Regions from separate parts of the Mus musculus genome. Here region 1 is linked to region 2. A link is a loop called in an ENCODE intact Hi-C map of the cell type or tissue named here. Cell type or tissue: left cerebral cortex. All regions are shown on one strand. Links, peaks and the distances in the headings refer to the core of each region. The heading gives the core; the rest is flanking DNA.

What was found. A loop is a pair of places that touch in the nucleus more often than their neighbours do. Peaks named below come from ENCODE experiments on the same cell type or tissue, not always from the same donor. Only the 100,000 strongest peaks of a DNase experiment are listed, where the experiment ranks them.
Region 1: a loop joins it to region 2, with 2.0 times the contacts of the local background. A loop is called at or near these places in 3 of 42 quality-filtered maps.

What each region holds. Positions count from the first base shown.
Region 1 is chr12:21,390,236-21,399,046 of GRCm38, forward strand. Ywhaq (tyrosine 3-monooxygenase/tryptophan 5-monooxygenase activation protein theta) reads right to left here. Exons shown (of 5, transcript NM_011739.3): 2 at 8,006-8,129; 3 at 6,047-6,210; 4 at 4,730-4,825; 5 at 94-1,180. The coding sequence ends at 1,121. It also overlaps F630048H11Rik. Among named protein-coding and RNA genes, the nearest start is that of Adam17, 21 kb to the left of the region's middle. In left cerebral cortex, for the core only: no CTCF peak of the experiment used is centred there; no DNase peak of the experiment used is centred there.
Region 2 is chr12:21,313,366-21,322,176 of GRCm38, forward strand. It overlaps Cpsf3 (cleavage and polyadenylation specificity factor 3), which reads left to right. Exons shown (of 18, transcript NM_018813.3): 17 at 402-498; 18 at 1,283-1,691. The coding sequence ends at 1,384. It overlaps Iah1 (isoamyl acetate-hydrolyzing esterase 1 homolog), which reads left to right and starts at 3,027. Exons shown (of 6, transcript NM_026347.3): 1 at 3,027-3,147; 2 at 4,011-4,063; 3 at 4,533-4,681; 4 at 6,405-6,566; 5 at 7,969-8,090. The coding sequence starts at 3,067. In left cerebral cortex, for the core only: CTCF peaks have their summits at 5,003 (motif pointing left) and 5,880 (motif pointing left); DNase peaks (open chromatin) are centred at 2,050, 3,058, 3,750, 3,936 and 1 more place; H3K4me3 peaks cover 1,343 bases; H3K27ac peaks cover 903 bases.

The sequences.
Region 1 (8,811 bases), core at 407-8,406, 77 kb after region 2:
TGTTACATAAAGAGAAACAGCAAAAGCCTTCAAAAAGTAGTAAATTCTGTTCCTTAAAATATGGGTATGCAATTGTTACAAAGCCATAATAAATGGTTTTATAAAATGTAGTTTTATTTTTATGTTACTCTGCTGTTACATAGGGCATAACATTTCCACGAGGCTTTTTTGGGACTACAGTCAATGATTAGCAAACACACAATATAGTGGTCCAACTCTCTAAAGAACAATCACTGGACAAACCGGATACCCTCTCCCATGTGCACAACTCTGCATGGAAAAGTATTGAAGTGCAGGCTTGGACTTGTGGACTTTATTTCTCCTTCCTAGTGTATTAAGAAAGGACATGCATTTTAATTTGCCCGAAGCAATGCTTGTATTCTGGCAGCAACATGCTACTTCTATCACAAGGTAAAGTGAATACCAGAGCTACGAAGGCAGGAGGTGTAAGTGAATTTTTATTGGGAAGGAAGTTGTCAACTTAAACAGCAGCAAATGAAGAATGCATAAGGAAACTCCCTGTTGTCACAGAAAGATGTAACCTCCAGAATATGTGACACAGGAGACATTTCGATCTGTGACCCCAAGCCCGGATGCATTAAGCGCTTTCCCATTCAATCTAACACTTCTGGATTCCTACTAAAAAGGAATTTGTAGTAAGAGCATGGAAAAGTTGCTTCTGAAAGGAAACCTCCAAGAAGGTTCAGAAAAGGAATGTAGAAATCAAGACGTTATTATTACAATTACTTTAAATTGTAATGCACTACATTTTCCATATCTTCGCAGTAATACAAAACACAGTCACTTGTAGAACTGGTTCAGATTACTTAAATACCAAGTGTGCTGTCACTCCTCTACACAAGTGTCTGGAAGTTACTCGTGTTTCTATGAAATGAAGCTATTGATACTTTTCTACAGCAGTAACTGCACACCAGGAAGGCGGAGATAACACAAACCAAGGGATGGAGTTTTCCCAAAGCTGCAGTGTGAAAAGACTATATAAACAGTTGATCCCATACACACGAATGGGCTTCCTTGCTAGAGGAAATCCAAGTGGAATAAGGAATGGAGATGTAAAAAGGTTTTCTTGAGGGGAAGGAGGTTGGTGCCCTGGATGCCTTTAGTTTTCGGCCCCCTCTGCTGCATCACATTCTTCTCCTGCACTGTCTGATGTCCATAACTACAAAAGAAGAAAAAGAGAACTATGTTAACTTATTACTTCCATCCAAGCATGAAGTCCCTTAAAACACCAATCCTTTAAGCAAGATGATGATGAAGACTGTCCTTTCTCAAACTGAGAACTATCTATCACCCCTTTAAAACATAGCCTAACAGACATTTACAATGTCACATTAACTACATATATTCATACATGTGTTCTGTGGACAGTATCTATCATTCATCTACAGGTTCCTCCTGGAGGTCCTGCTCTGACTGTCCTCAAGAATGGATTATAACATGTAAATCAAATAAATACATACTTCTACCCAAGTTGTTTTGGTCATGGACTTTATGACAGCAATGAAAAGCAGACTGAGACAGTTTCCAATTCCACACAAGTAAACTGTAATTACAGAATATACAAAGTGCTGAGAATTTCATGTTCTTCATTCTCAATAGTGAAACACTTTCCTTGAAAACAGTGTTTAAATATAATTTATGAGACTAATAAAGCAAGAACTATATAAGGAGAAAATCATGGTCTTGTTAACTATTTCCAAGTACATGAAGGAGTAACAGAAAAAGCAACAGAATTACTCTGTACCGACAGAAATTTAAATGGTGATATGTGATAAAGGCTACATAGCATGAATATGTGTGCATTAACTGAATGCTAAAACTAGAGTATTCCAAGATGTCTCTAGTTAAGACTGAAAAGAGGAAGCAAAATGTCCACTGTCAATACTAACTGTAATCAGTTCAGAAAACGTAATTTATCAACACTAAGATGCTACTTGCAACTTAAGAAAAAGCAAGCTTGGAGGTGGGCGGTGGTGGTGTACGCCTTTAATCCCAGCACTATGGAGGCAGAGGCAGGCAAATTTCTGAGTTTGAGGCCAGCCTCTGGTCTGGTCTACAAAGTGAGTTCCAGGACAGCCAGAACTATACAGAGATACTCTGTCTTGAAAACCCAAACAAACAAATAAACAAACAACAACAACAACCAAACAAACAAAACAAAAAAAAAGGAAAAAGTAGGCTTGGGATGGCAAGAGCATGGACTGTTCTTCCCAAGGTCCTGAGTTCAAATCCCAGCAACCACATGATGGCTCACAACCACCCATAATGAGATCTGACGCCCTCTTCTGGTGCATCTGGTCAGCTACAGTGTAATTATGTATAGTAATAAATAAATCTTTGGGTGGAGCGGAGTTGACTGGAGTGAGCAGAGGTCCTAAAATTTCAATCCCCAACAACCACACGAAGGCCCACAACCATCTGCACAACTACAGTGTACTCAAATACATTAAATAAATAAATAGGGCTGGTGAGATAGCTCAGTGGGTAAGAGCACCCAACTGCTCTTCCGAAGGTCCGGAGTTCAAGTCCCAGCAACCACATGGTGGCTCACAACCATCCGTAACGAGATCTGACTCTCTCTTCTGGAGTGTCTGAGGACAGCTACAGTGTACTTACATATAATAAACAAACAAACAAACAAATAAATAAAGATCTTAAATCACTATTAAAGTAAACAGTCCTGAGTCCATGAAGCTTACAGTCAATTCATAGGAGCAGCTGTGTGTGGCTCTGCTCTGCTGACATCTAAGAACACACAGCGCTTTCCTGATTTCCTTTTCCATGAACTCATCATCTGCTCAGGAGAACTGAACAGATATGGAACTTTAAAAACACTGTAATATTAATACCACACAGTGAAAGTGAAAGCTACAGCAGCACAACCAGATGCTGGGAAAACTCTATTTATATTAAAAGGCATCATTCCCTCCTGGTTCTCTCTGTCTTCAGTCTAAAATATTATCCTATCAAATTTACTTGAACACAGAAAATGACTAAGTTCAAGCCTCACCATTTCTCAATTGTTTCTTGCTATACTTTGGTATGAAATGTCCCCACAGGCTTAAGTTAAACTCTCAGCTCCTCATGCTGTACCTTTAGAGAGGTAGTACAATCCTTTAGAGGAGCTATCAAGTTATGGAAAGCTGGGTCATTGTGGGAGCACCCTTGAAGGACACTGATAGGTGTCTTTCCTATGGCTGCCAGGGGAGATGCAGGCCTTCACTTCACTGAACCTGTCAAGCTGTTCAACACAATGCACCCACGCTACTACTGGGGACTGAAACCTTTACACTCGTGAATCCTAAACTCAGCATTGTTTTAAAGTTGTCTAATCCGGTTTGTCACAAGGACAGAACACTAATGCATCCTTTACCTACTGCTTAAGAATGAGGAAGAAAAACCAAAGGAAAAGATAAAACGGGCTTTAGCTTATAAGCAGAGGTAAACTTACACATAGGCTTAGCCTGTGTCAGTTCTTTTCGTTTTTGTAAATCTGACAAAAGCCAAAGTCATCCGGATAGAGGGAACCTTAACTGAAGCAATGCCTCCATCAGATTGGCAGCATTTTCTTGATTAATGATTGGCATGAGAGGGCCTAGCTTCACTATGGGAAGAAGTGTCACCCCTGAGCATGTACTTCTGGGTTATAAAAGAAAGCAGACTAAGTCATGGAAACAAGTGAGTAAAAGCAGCACTCCTCCATGGCCTCTGCTTCAGTTCCTGTCCTGACTTCCCTCTTCTTTTGAGACAGGATTTCTTTCTCTGTATAGTCCTAGCTATCCCGGTACTCATTATATACACCAGGCTGACCTCAACCTCACAGAGATCTTCCTGCCTCTGTCCTACGTGCTGAAATTAAAGGTGGTACCACCACCGCCCACCCCCTGACTTCCCTCCATGCTGGAGTGTAAAATCTAAACTGAAATAAATTCTTCTCTTCCCAATACTTTTTTAGTCACCATGTTTTCACACTGCAATAGAATGCAAAATAAGAAACCCTCTATCAAATATTCAAACACAACAGAAAAAAATTAAACCTTTATAGGCACAGACATGCTGCCTGCATATTATGTGTGTACAGTGCCCATGGGAGGGGTTCCTTAGGACAAGAGTTAGTCCATTGTGAATCACTATGTGGGCACTGAGACTCAAACCCAGGCCCTCTGAGATAGCAACCAATGTTCCTAACCACTGAATCATCTCTCTAGCCCTCCAAGGAAACTTTTAGTAAAATAAGGAGTTTGCAACACATATAGAATCTCTAATTTGTTATATCTAATTTACCCAAAGAAAGGAAATACTAGAACTAGACAAGCTCTCTACATTAACTGTTGTTACCAACACATTCCACTAAGTCTAAAAGTAATGATAATACTATATTCTACTTTCATAGAAAGGTCTGATAAAATACTTTGTCATCATGAAGACATTTCTCCAAATTTTGTAAGAGACCATAGCTCTAGTCCTACAGTAGTAGTGCACATCTTTAATCCCAGCACTTGGGAGGCAGGGCAAGTGGATATCTGTGTGTATGAAGCCAGAATGGTCCACAGAGTGATTTCCAGGACAGCCAAGGAGGCTACTCAGAGAAACCCTGTCTCAAAAATGACAATAAAAAAAGAGGCTATAACTTTTCTATAACTGTACCCCCCCAAAACGAAATTACTGTTGTTTCTGAAAACAGACATGTTAATAGTGAACAACTCACTGTTAAGTTGTCTCTAAGCAACTGCATGATGAGGGTGCTGTCTTTGTAGGAGTCTTCGTTCAGTGTATCAAGCTCTGCGATGGCCTCATCAAAAGCCTGGTAAAGTTAACATTTGTAGTATTATACATTTAGTTCAGGAACAGAAGCTAGCCAGTCTGCAAATACAACCGTGTGTACAACCACATTACGCTACAGGGTAACACTATGGAAGTACTCCCTTGGAGCCCCAGTTTAAGATTTTGTGAGTGTTCCTCACTTCAAGTCCCACTCCCCTGCCCCCATGCCCCAATTCGGGAGAGTTCTGGCCTCACCTTTCCTCACTAAAGCTATACTTGCTCTGCTTCTTAAAAAAAAAAAGGGGGGGGGGCGCTGGATGATGAGATGGTTCAGTAGTTAAGAGCATTGACTACTCTCTCAGATGTCCTGAGTTCAATTCTCAGCAACCACATGGTGGCTCACAACTATCTATAGTGAGGTCTGATGCCTTCTTCTGGTGTGTCTGAAGACAGTTACATCGTATTCATATACATAAAGTAAATAATCTTTTTCTTTTTTGGTTTTTCGAGACAGGGTTTCTCTGTGCAGTCCTGGCACTCACTCTGTAGACCAGGCTGGCCTCGAACTCAGAAATCCACCTGCCTCTGCCTCCCAAGTGCTGCTCCCCAGGCATGCGCCAACACTGCCCAGCTAAAATAAGTAATTAAAAAAAAAAAAAAGATTTATTTATTTATCATAAGTAAGTACACTGTAGCTGTCTTCAGACATTCCAGAAGAGGGCGTCAGATCTCATTACGGATGGTTGTGAGCCACCATGTGGTTGCTGGGACTTGAACTCAGGACCTTTGGAAGAGTGGTCAGTGCTCTTACCCGCTGAGCCATCTCACCAGCCCTAAAATAAATAATCTTAAAAAAAAAATTTAGCCGGGCGTGGTGGCACGCCTTTAATCCCAGCACTTGAGAGGCAGAGGCAGGCGGATTTCTGGTCTACAAAATGAGTTACAGGACAGCCAGGGCTATACAGAGAAACCCTGTCTCGAACCAACCCCCCCCCAATATAATCTGAAACTCACTCTAAATATTTACAAGCATTTGTTGGTTTATCACAAGATACACAGTACATTAAACAACACTTAGTATAATTCTTACAGGAACTGGTGCAGTTTGGGGGGTAGGGATGGAGGAGAGTCAGTAATAGAGAAACTGTCTAACACACACATGAAAATGGCCTCCCTTGAGCATCCAAATACTTAAAAATTAATATACTTAGTTTCTCAAACATCCTCATAAAAAGAGGGATGAACCCAACAGCAATCTTACCGTTTTAGCCAGTGTGCAGGCAAGCTCTGGATTATTAAGGATCTCATAGTAAAATACAGAAAAGTTAAGAGCCAGCCCCAGGCGGATTGGATGCGTAGGCTGCATCTCCTTCTTGCTTATATCAAACGCCTCTTGGTAGGCTCCTTGGGAATTTTCTATTGTTTCTGTGAGTTGAAAACGGGAAAAAAGTTAAGCACAACAGCCAAAGCATCTATCCAATATACAACATGCTAACAACTTCAACATAGGTATCTGGCTATGAGTCATTCTGATCACCACAGCTCCAGTATACTTAAACAAAAACCTATTTGGACCAGTAAGACAGTAGATAAAGTTGCTTGACACCAAACAAGCTTGACAGCACAAGTTTGATCCTTGGAACCCACATGGTAGATGTCCTCTGATCCCTACATGTGTGCTATGGCATTCAGGCACACACATACTGAAAAAAAGTAAATATTCTGTGTGAAGTCCTGGTTTCAAGCTCTAGCACACATACCCTACACAAATAACCAGCAACATCCTATTTCTATATTCTACATATAATTTTATTAGAAATATAGAAGTGTTATGTAAGGAATTAGAATTACATAGAATTAGAGCTATAATTTTAACAAACTCCCAAAGCATGAAAGATTAAGGCTGCTTGTAATATAAAAGCACAATTAGAGTTCACCCATGAGCCCAACTTTGTTGAGGATAAATTCATTTCTTTTTTTTTTTTTTTTTGAGGCAGGGTCTCACTATGTAGTCCAGGTTGTTCTGACAATTCTCCTGCTCCAGCTTCCTAGATGCTGCAGTGTTTTCATTTTCAGAAATACAATCAAAAAAAGAAATTCAATTTCCTTTATATAAAATACTTCTTTTTTGAGACAGGGTATCTCTTCATAGCTCTGGCTATCATAAATCTCATCATGCAGACCAGGCTGGCCTTGAACTCACAGAGATCCACCTGTCTGCCTCGCAAGTTCTAGGACCAAGGATGTGTACCACTACAAGTGTTCATTTTAAAGACTTTTGTTATTTTCTTTGATGTAGATGGAGAAATATTTCAGTGGTTAAGATACAGGTGGTTCTTCCTGAGAACCCAGGTTCAATTCCAAGGCCACACAGCAGCTCGACCATCTGTAAACTCTAGTTCCAGGGCCTCCAAAGGCACCAGGCACCCAAGCACACACAAGCAAAACATGTATACACAGAAAAACAATTTTTTTAATTTAAATACCATTTGTTTATTCTTTTAAATTTTCATACATTTAAACAATTTAATCATATCCACCCACCATCATCCTCTCCAAAACACTCTTAGTGCCCCTACCCCATCATCCCCATGCTTGTCTTTGTTTTGGTTGTACTTAATATCCCTCCCTATCTAATTAAGTGTTGCCATATGGGCACAGGTGTGGGGGCATCCACTGGGACAAGACATATAATTTTTTATTTTTAAGTTACAAAGAACCTGCAAACTACCTACAGATTACTACCCTACATGTGGCTAATTATCCTGTTATGGTTTGAATATGAAATACTCTCTAAGGCACGTGTTAAAGATAGGGTTGAAAGTTTGTATGGCTTTTAAGAACTACAAACTTAGTGTACTGATCAGTCCAATGGATCAGACCTTTGATAATGGTATTATCAGGATGTGATGAAATCCAGGAGGCAGGAGCTAGTTAAAGGAAACAGGCCAAAGGAGTGTTTCCTGAAAAGATAGACATTGTCTCTAGATCCCCACCCTCTTGCTTCTTGGATGCAATTAAATGAGCAATTCCTGTGAAGTTCTGCCTACTTCAGGGTCCACACTAACAGAATTAACTAATGAACCAATCCTTTGAAACCAATGTAACTCTCTCCTTTCAAGCTATCTTTCTCGGGTTATTTTGTCACAGTGACAAGTGACTACCCATTCCCACTTCTTTTTATGTATTCTGGATTTACCCGTGGGTCAAATATACTTACGTTTTCGATCATCGCCACAAGCTACTTCAGCAAGATACCGGAAATAATCTCCCTTCATTTTCAGATAGAAGACCTTACTCTCTGGATTAGTTGCATTGGCTATTAAATACTTATCCAACAATTCCTAAAAATAAATGAATAAATAAACAAAACAAAAACTAGTAAAATGCCATTTAATCACAGACAACTTATACTTTTGACTATCTATCATTCAAACCTGGACCTGAAATATGGTTTCAAGGTTAGGTTTTTATACTAGCTTCCCCGGCAGGCCTTAAATGATTCAGCCCATGGTTTATAGCAAAAAACTTAGATAACAGCAAATACTGTTGTTAGAAGAAGCTTGTCCAGTCAGTAGTCTATTTACCCAATATTAACTGATACCTGCTTAGTTCGGTGCCATAAACCTGTGTTTGCGTAAACACATTAAAAAGCCTGAAATAAGGTTCATGCTGCCCTCAAGAAGTGCTCAGTCTTAAGGTAAGCACATCATGAACTATGCACCCTCACGTTTTGAAAGATGAATGAATGAGATGCTATAAAAGTTAGCTTTTAAGGGGGGGGAGGGGCTGGAGAGATGGCTCAGTGGTTAAGAACAAACACTGACTGCTCGTCCAGAGGTCCTGAGTTCAATTCCCAGCAACTACATGGCGATTCACAACCATCTGTGATAGGATCTGATGATGCCCTCTTCTGCTTTGTCTGAAGAAAGCGACAGAGTACTCACGTACATAATAAAATAAATCTTAAAAACCTGGCCCTGAGATAGCCTCTAGGTTAGGAAAGGTGGCAGGGGAAGGTGATCT
Region 2 (8,811 bases), core at 274-8,273:
TCTGTTTTGTTTCATGTTTTAAGAGATTATTTCACTGTATTGCCCTAGTTAGTCCCAAACTGGAGGGTCACAGTGCAAGCATATTGTAGCTGCATAGAAACTGGTGGCCATTCTAGGCAATGTAGTAAGACCCTATCTCAGAATAGGCTGTGGGGTGTGCCATGTCTCTGCCTAATGTGTGTGAGGCCCCAAGCTTAATCCTCAGTATTAAATTAAAAACAAAAGCAAAACCAGTACAGCACTCTCGTGGGTCGAGCTGTTTTAGTAGTTGTTGTAAGTTGATGTCTCCTGGGCAGCTAAAAGCATCCTAACTTGGACGAGTTAGAGAAGGACTTGGACCTCCTCCCCAAACAGGTGAATTTGGACTTTCCCAGTAATGCCGAATTTCTGTTCACTTAAAGGGACATATTTGGAGAAGACTGTGTCAGTGTGAAAGATGACTCCGTCCTCAGTGTCACAGTGGACGGGAAAACAGCAAATATTAATCTGGAGACTCGGGTACGTAGCTATCCAAGTGTGTCAAGACTTTTGAGGAGTAGGGTGACAATAGGAATAAGACTGCAGCCCTGGCAGTTAGATGGAGCAGTTTGGTGGCTCAGATGGTGAGTGCCTTAGTGGAACGAAGCCTTGGGTCTTACAAGATAGGTTCTTATCCTGTAGTCCAGGCTGGCCTTAGCCTCACCATTGCTGGAGTATCCGGCAGGCATCACTACACCAGCTTTAAAACAGTAACACTATAGTCCAGGCTGGGCTGGAACTGTGCTCTGTAGCTGGGCTGTACCACATGAGCTGCTCTAAGCTCGGTGGGTAATGTAATGCATGTCTGTAAGCCACTGCTCAGGGAGCTGAGGCAGACGATCCCCAGCTCCAGCCTAGCCTGGGCTACAACAAGAGTGGAGTACCGTGTGTACAGTGAGACTAACAGTTTAAATCAGCAGCCGCAAGGCAGTGGCTGTTGGATGGTTAAAGTCAAATTCACACCCAGCGGTGAACAATTCACCAAGTTCATTGCTGGCTCAGTAATTCGTATTACACGGGCTCAGTTGCATGGCCATCAAGAAATGAACAGAGATGGGGGCTTTCTTTGGTCCAAAGCTCTAGGCATCCCCCACCCCCACCCCACCCCACCCTTGGCTCTCCAGTCACTGTGTTGACAGAGATACTGCAGGTGACAGGAGGGTGAGTCTGTGGCTCATATCCTGGCAATCTGCCTCCAGGGCTTAGAGTGCTCATTTTCATGCAGGGGATAATTCTAGGCTGAAGTTGGCGCTTTTATTTTCAGGCTGTAGAATGTGAAGAAGGAAGTGAAGATGATGAATCCCTCCGAGAAATGGTGGAACTGGCCGCCCAGAGACTGTACGAGGCTCTGACGCCGGTGCACTGACAGCCTTGCCTCCCAGACTCCCAGACTTTTTTACACTCAGCCAAGAGTTAACTTCTGTTCTTCAAATAAAATAACCTTAGTTTCTCCGGGGGTGCCTGTTTACTTTTGCATCAGATGGCTTGACTACTGCAGGACCACCAACTGATGTGTCCTTTATTCTCCAACTAATCCTCAAGGGAGCCACTTCTGCCTGAGCACCACACTGAGTCTGCCTCCAGGCACTTTCCGCAGTGTATGCTGAAATCTTCAGCTCTCCGTCTGTCTTCCTCTGGTCTGTACTGGCAAATCTGAGTTTTGAGTTGAATGCAAATGTTGTGCCACAGCTTTGAAACCCCTGTTCTCCACACCCTTACCCAATTCCTTGGCTTATGATTCTAAAACCACCACTTTTAGGACTCATCTGTTATGGGATCTACATGTTCAATTCAGAGATGGGGTTTTATGCCTCAGATGTAGTGTGAGTTAGTTCATTAGTCTGGTTTTCTAAAGGACATAAAATTCAGACCAAGGAGAAAGTGGGTGGAGCTCAGTGATGTTTCTCTGATGTTAAAATTAGTCAGTTCAAGCCAGATTCAAGTACATAAAAAACGCAGGTTTGTTGGGCCATCAAGTTCACTGGTCCCAGGGCTGTCAAGATGGCTCAGCGGGTAAGACCACTGACTGCTCTTCTGAAGGTCTGAGTTCAAATCCCAGCAACCACATGGTGGCTCACAACCACCCGTTATGAGATCTGCTGTCTGAAGATGGCTACAGTGTACTTACATATAGTAATAAATAAGTCTTGGGGCTGGACCAGAGCAAGCAGAGGTCCTAAATTCAATTCCCAACAATCACAACCATCTGAACAGCGTACTCATATACATAAACAAATCTTAAAAAAAAAAGTTCATTGACTACTACAGAAGAGTCCAGCCCCTGTGCTGGACAGTCCAGGGTTGGGGGCAGGGTACCAGGTAGGGGCTGAGCAGCGATGCTGAAAGAACCTGGAGGCCAGGTTTGCTATCTATGTAAAATAGCAACACTTCAGTTCCTTGCTGGGATTGTCACCCTTCTCAAGGGAGTGCTTCTCCTTCAGAGCACACTATCAAGGCAAAGAACTTCGCCCATGTAGCCTGTCTTGTCTACCTACCCTCTTGGGTGTGTAAACGCTCCGGTGCTTTGCTAACAGTGTAAATCTGACTTCCTTAAAATGAAATTTCTATAAAACAGCCAAATTCCCATGTTTTTGGCCTATACCAAAAGCCTAGGGCCCCCATAACATACAAAAATTTATTACATAAAACTAGAAATTTCCTTTTAATAGCTGGGGCATGTGATACCGTGAAGTCAGGCGGTCTACAGTGAGGGTCCCTAGACACCTCTATCTTTTACTGTGCCCATCAAGTCCAGTACTGGAAGAGGAAATCCTCCACTTGGGCATGGCCAAAAATGGACGAGTGCTCCTGCTAAAAACGAGATTTCCAAGCACCACAGCTATCCCCAGTCTCGGAGAGGCGGGGTTGGGGTGAACCGGTGGCAGGACTCACCCGGCCGGGGACACTCGCTTCAGGAGACCTGAGTGCAAAGAGGTTTGATCTGGGGCTCACCCCGCCCACGGCTAGCCCCGCCCGCAGCTAGCTCCGCCCACGGCGCGAGGCTCCTCCACATCCGGCGCAGCCCTGCGGGGTTTTGGGCTTTCTACCATGTCGCTGTGCGAGCGAGCTGCTAGCGGGAGCGCTCTGCTCTGGCCTCGCGTGTTGCTCTTCGGGGACTCCATCACGCAGGTACCCGCCGCACCCTCGGCTGCATCCGCGTGCGTGTCGGAGCAGTCCAGGCGCGGTTCTCCCCCACCCCACCGTGCTCCGCGAGCCGGTACGGATCCCGAGCTGCCCGACTCCCCCGGACTCTGGATGGCCCGGTGCGCGTCGGGGTGCACGGGAGCTTAAAGGGTCCGCCTTCGCTTGGTTGCAACCTCCTGCGGGTTCTTCACCGAAGCTACTTTGAACTTTGAACCGACTAGTTCACTCCTCTCTTCCTCAAGCGGCTTAGGTCCAGTACCAAGTGGTTTTTGAAAACAATGCTTTCAACAGCATGAAAAAGTAACCCTATCTGAAAACATATAGTTCCCGATTGAGGAAATTCTTCAAGATGCCTTCCTTCAGGGAGATTAAAAAACAAAACAAAACAAAAAAAGACGCTTCTCCACAATTTACTCGTACGCGGGCTTGGCTTTCCCTAGTAATTGGCAACATTGTTTTTAGATATTGGGCATTAAGTTTTTGTGAGTGGGCGAGATGGCGCAATACTGCTGGAGGATTGCCATGACTGTCAGGGAAATCAATAGAGCATAGGCTTCCTTAGTTTTCAGCTGTGGAGAAATGGGATAACATTATGTCAGCTGACTCAACATAGTTGAGCTTTCTGCTGTTCAGATAACGAATGTCTCTAATGTTAGGTCACAGTAAAACCCTCTCATGTCCAGAGAGTTTCCAAGTGAAGCCACAGTAATTCTCAAAATACCTTCCCAAGCAAGGAAGGCAAGAAAGAAGCCTGGGAGTGTCTAAACGGAGTCTGCATCTAACAGGCCTGGCCCACCACCATGCCATAGTGTATAGCTGTGTGGGTAGTAACAGACTTCTTTCTTCAGTTTTCTTTCCAGCAGGGTGGATGGGGCTCGTTGCTGGCTGACAGACTAGTCAGGTAAGAACAGTTCCTAGATTGTACTTGGCTACTTTCTGGTGGGAAGCATAGTCAGAGTGAATGGTGGAGGCTTTTATCTGCTAGCTTTCCCCTCCTGGATACATGTTAAAGGAAAGGAATTCAGGTTCAACAAAATCGAGTTTCTACCACATGGGAACCAGCAGCACTTGTATTGGCTGCTCTGCCTTCCTGGAACCTTTCAAACCAGCCTGTTAGTGGGTTCCTAACGTTCTGTACCCGTTTGGTTAACGTCTATCGGAAAGTCCATTTTAGATGTACCTTGAGTCACCACTAAAATGTATAGAATTAGACCCTTGTATGGAATTCATATCTCATTGAGGGACATGAGGAGTCTGGGCAGGGTGAGCGTTCCCATAAGGTTCACAGAACACGGGTTAATTATGGACAGCTCCCAGGACTAGGTTATGCTCTTAGCTCATAACCCATCTTTTTAACCAATTTCTTTCAGAAAGTGTGATGTTCTGAATCGTGGATTTTCAGGTTATAACACCAGATGGGCCAAGATTATCCTCCCAAGACTTATCAGGAAAGGGCCTGGGATGGAAAACCCAGTGGCCGTTACAATCTTCTTTGGTGCCAATGACTCTTCACTCAAAGGTAAGGACATCCCTAGATCACCTTTGGTTTGCCTGGACTCAAACAAATACATGTTTATATTACTCTCCCACCAGACTGCTTCTGTATCTCCCAGTAGAAAGCTTTCCCGGGAACTGAGTGTTCCTGGGGCTCGCTCGCCTGTGTGGGTTTCTTTGGGCTTTGATGTGGTCAGATTTGGCTCAGGTACTCTAGGGCTCATTTCCCATATGACCGCCTCCTTGAACTCACCTGAAAGTACTTTTCATTGTCTGTTCCTGCCCTCTAAGTCCTCAGCTGATACAGTTGGCAGCAGAAGGCTTGCTTCTGGGGCATGCGCCCCCTGGTGACAGAGGAGTGTCCTCTTTGTTAGGTTTTTGGTTTTTTGGGGAGGACTAGGCTCATGTACCCTCTAGTGACAAAGAAGGGTCCTTTTTTGTTAGTTTTTTTGTTTGTTTGATTTTTTGAGACATGATCTCCTGTAGCCCAGGCTGGCCTCAAACTCACTAAGTAGCTAAGGCTAGTTGATCTTTCTGCCTCTACCTCTCAAGTGATGGGAGATCACGTGATTATGGAGAAAGACTGGCCAGGATGGTTCATGGGTAACTTTGCTTTTTACTCTCTGTGTTTCGCACGGAGTCTGCGGAGAGCCTAGTGCTTGTGTGCCAGCCTGACTGGCAGCAAGCCTGATGAGCGACTTTACACACTTGACTGGTTTTCACGGCTAGTTTAAGAGGCAGACCTGCCATTACCTCAGCTCCCAGTGAGCACACTGTGAGCTTCAGAGGGTTAAAGCCAGTGTCAGTGAAGGTAGGGCAGTCTTACATCATAGCCTACACATCAGCCTTACGGATGATGGGGAACCTAGAGAAAAGACCTGGACACTGAAAATCTCCTAGCCAGCCTCCGAGGCCTGAGCTGTGAGCCATGCAAGTAAATGGGTTGAAGAGGAAGGAGTCTTTTCTTTGTGTCTCGGAACTCAACAGTTCCTCTGTGACACTGAAAATTTGCAAAAATATATTCCTGCCTGGGTGTGGTGGCACATACTTGTGGTCTTAGCCTGGGGAGGCTGAGACAGAAGAATCACTGCATGGTCTGGGCCAGCCTGTCTTCAAAACACAAAGGCCGGGCTGGAGAGATGGCCCAAAGGGTAAGAGCACAGACCGCTCTTCTGAAGGTCCTGAGTTCAAATTTCAGCAACCACATGGTGGCTCACAACCATCCGTGATGAGACCTGACTCCCTCTTCTGGTGTGTCTGAAGACAGCTACAATGTACTATGTATAATAAATAAAGAAATCTTTGGGCAGAGAGAACAGGGAAGGGGTGAGAGGGAGGGGAAGAGGAAGGGAGAGAGAGAGAGAGAGAGAGAGAGAGAGAACACAGAGGCCTAGGAATATCATAGGGCTATCACACAGTGGGTCGAGTGCTTGCCTGTCCAGTTCACTTCCCTTCCCAGTCTGACATAAAACTAAGGCTAAGTGTGGGTGTGTAGGCTTTTAATCCCAGCACTTGGGAGGCCAGGGCAAGGGCAAGAAGATCTCTGAGTTCTAGGCCAGCCTGGTCTACATAGCAAGTTCCAAGCTCTCTGGACTATAGTAAGACCCTGTCTTGGCTATATAGTGAATTTAGAACCTGCCTGGGCTATGAGCGACTGTCTCAAAAAGGAAAAAAATAAACAAAAGTATACTCATCATGTTTGCCATTGTTTCTATAAACCATGAGACTGAGCTGCATGTCTTGAACAGATGAGAACCCCAAGCAGCACGTCCCCTTGGATGAGTACAGCGCAAACCTGAGGGACATGGTGCAGTACCTGAGGTCTGTGGACGTCCCCAGGGAGCGGGTCATCCTTATCACGCCACCCCCGCTCTGCGAAGCCGCCTGGGAGAAGGAGTGCGTCCTGAAGGGTGAGGAGCAGGCCTCAGCCTGTCAGAGCTGAGGGTGGGCATCGATCACAGCTGAGGTGTGGGCGCTGAGGGCCTCCACTCGATGGAGGGACCTGTCCCATTTTCAGTCAAGTGAGAATCGAGTCTTTCTCTAGAGCAGTGCTTCTCAACCTTCCTAATGCTGCAACGCTTTCACACAATGTTGTGCTGACCTCCAACCATAAAAGTATTTCATTGCTACTTCAGAGCTGCAATTTTGCTACTCTTATGAATCGCAGTGTGAACATTTTTGGAGAAGAAGTTTGCCAAAGGGGCTGTTTGAGTGGGGTTGCCCACCGGTTGAGAACTGCTAGACTATTTTTGGCATAAATGGGGGGGGGGTGTCCTGGTTGTATGTAAGTCAGGAGGGCATTGATGACCCAGAACCCACTGTCTGTAGTTGCCAGATGCCAAGATACACACAGCCCACCGGCAGCCACACAGGTGCTCACACCAAGTCCCCATCTGCAGCATTCTCCCCTGGCACAGGGAAGGCACCTGCAGCATAGAGCTCTGCAGATGGCCGCCCCTTCAGCTGCCAGGAGCCCCTCCTGTCTTGTCTCCTTTGGCAGTTGGCAAAGTGTGATGGTAAAATCCCTCCACTTTGTCCCTTCAGCACGACAGCTCTCATGCTTACACACTTGACTGGAAAGGTGTACTGTGGACTTTGTCCAAGCTGCTTGAAACTGGAGGACAGGCTTGACTGGGACACACTAATGGCTTTTCAGCACAGGTCCGCTGTCAAAACTGGGGAAGAGTTTTCTTTTCCTCACACAGCTGGTCAGCCTGGCTCCTGCCATACCCCAGATCCCTTCCCTAGCCTCTCAGGAAGATGTGTGATTCTCCCCCAGCCGGGCTTCCCCCACCAACTGGATATTCTGCTGGGAGGTAGGCAGGCATGCAATGAATCTGTCCATTTTGTCCTGGAATCTGCATTAATGGACAGGCATGGCTGTCACATAGACTAGGAAAGCCTCAGAATGGCTGAGCATGTTCACAGGCACAGCCGAGTAGTAGTGCCTAGTGACTACAGTGGCTGTTGGCTGCATGTTGACACTGGAGGTCTCAGTAGCAGTGTGTCTCTCTCTCTCATGATCTTGACATTTCTTTCTAGCCATGCCCTTCCTTGCCCTTTACCTACCTCACTGGGGTCTATGCTCTAGCTGCTTAGCCTCAGTACCCTGACCAGGCCTGGTGCCTTAGGAGCCTCTGGCTGCTCCTTGGCTGTTCCTCCCCACGGTGCACTCCTGCCATTGTTGCATTGTTGTGCCATTGTTGCAGCCCCTATGCTGGCATCAGTGGCATCAGACGCTGTCCAGTCCATGTGGCCTTCAAAAGGACCAGCACTAAGTTTGCCAGTGACCTCTGGAGTTTTCGCCAACAGGTTGCAAATTAAACCGCCTGAACTCAGTTGTTGGTGAATATGCAAATGCGTGTTTACAAGTAGCCCGAGACTGTGGGACTGATGTCCTTGACCTGTGGACCCTGATGCAGAAGGACAGCCAGGTACCAAGGTTTTCTCGGCCCTCTCAGGGTTATTGGGAGCACACGGGTAAACAAGATGTGTGCAGCTTTCCTAGAAGAGCTCTCTAGACGGGCATGGTGATGCACATCTGTAATCCCAGTGAGGTGAGGGTAGAAGGATCAGGAGTTCAAGGCTAGCCCTAGCTGCACAGCATGTTTGCATCCAGTCTGCCATATAAAACTGTGTCTCAAAAGACGTGAATGTCAGTCATGCTTTTCACCAGGAGAAAGGCCTGGAGGAGCCGCAGCAGCCAGTACAGCCAGAACCTTAGCTAAGGGTTACCTAGAGTACCATAAATGCCTTAAGTTCAGATATATAAAAGCAGGACACAGTTCATGGAAAACTGTGATATATATTCACTAACAAATCTACTGCTAGAGGGGTCATTCTAGCTGAATTATTGTGTCTTAAAGCCTGAAAACATATGTATGTATGTATGTGTATATGTATGTAGACACATTTTAGTGCATATATATGTGTGTATATACATACATATACATTCATTAATATACATATACACACACATACGGGAAAAGCTAGTTGTCATATGAAGGGCAGCTGGCCAGCCATGTACACATGCACTATGTAGTTTTTCACAGCATTATCCACACTAGGCCCAAAGCTAGAAGTCACCAATCTTTCTGTAGGTGACCGGGTAACTCAGAGTCCTGAGCAGTGACAACACCTAATCTGAGGTCCACA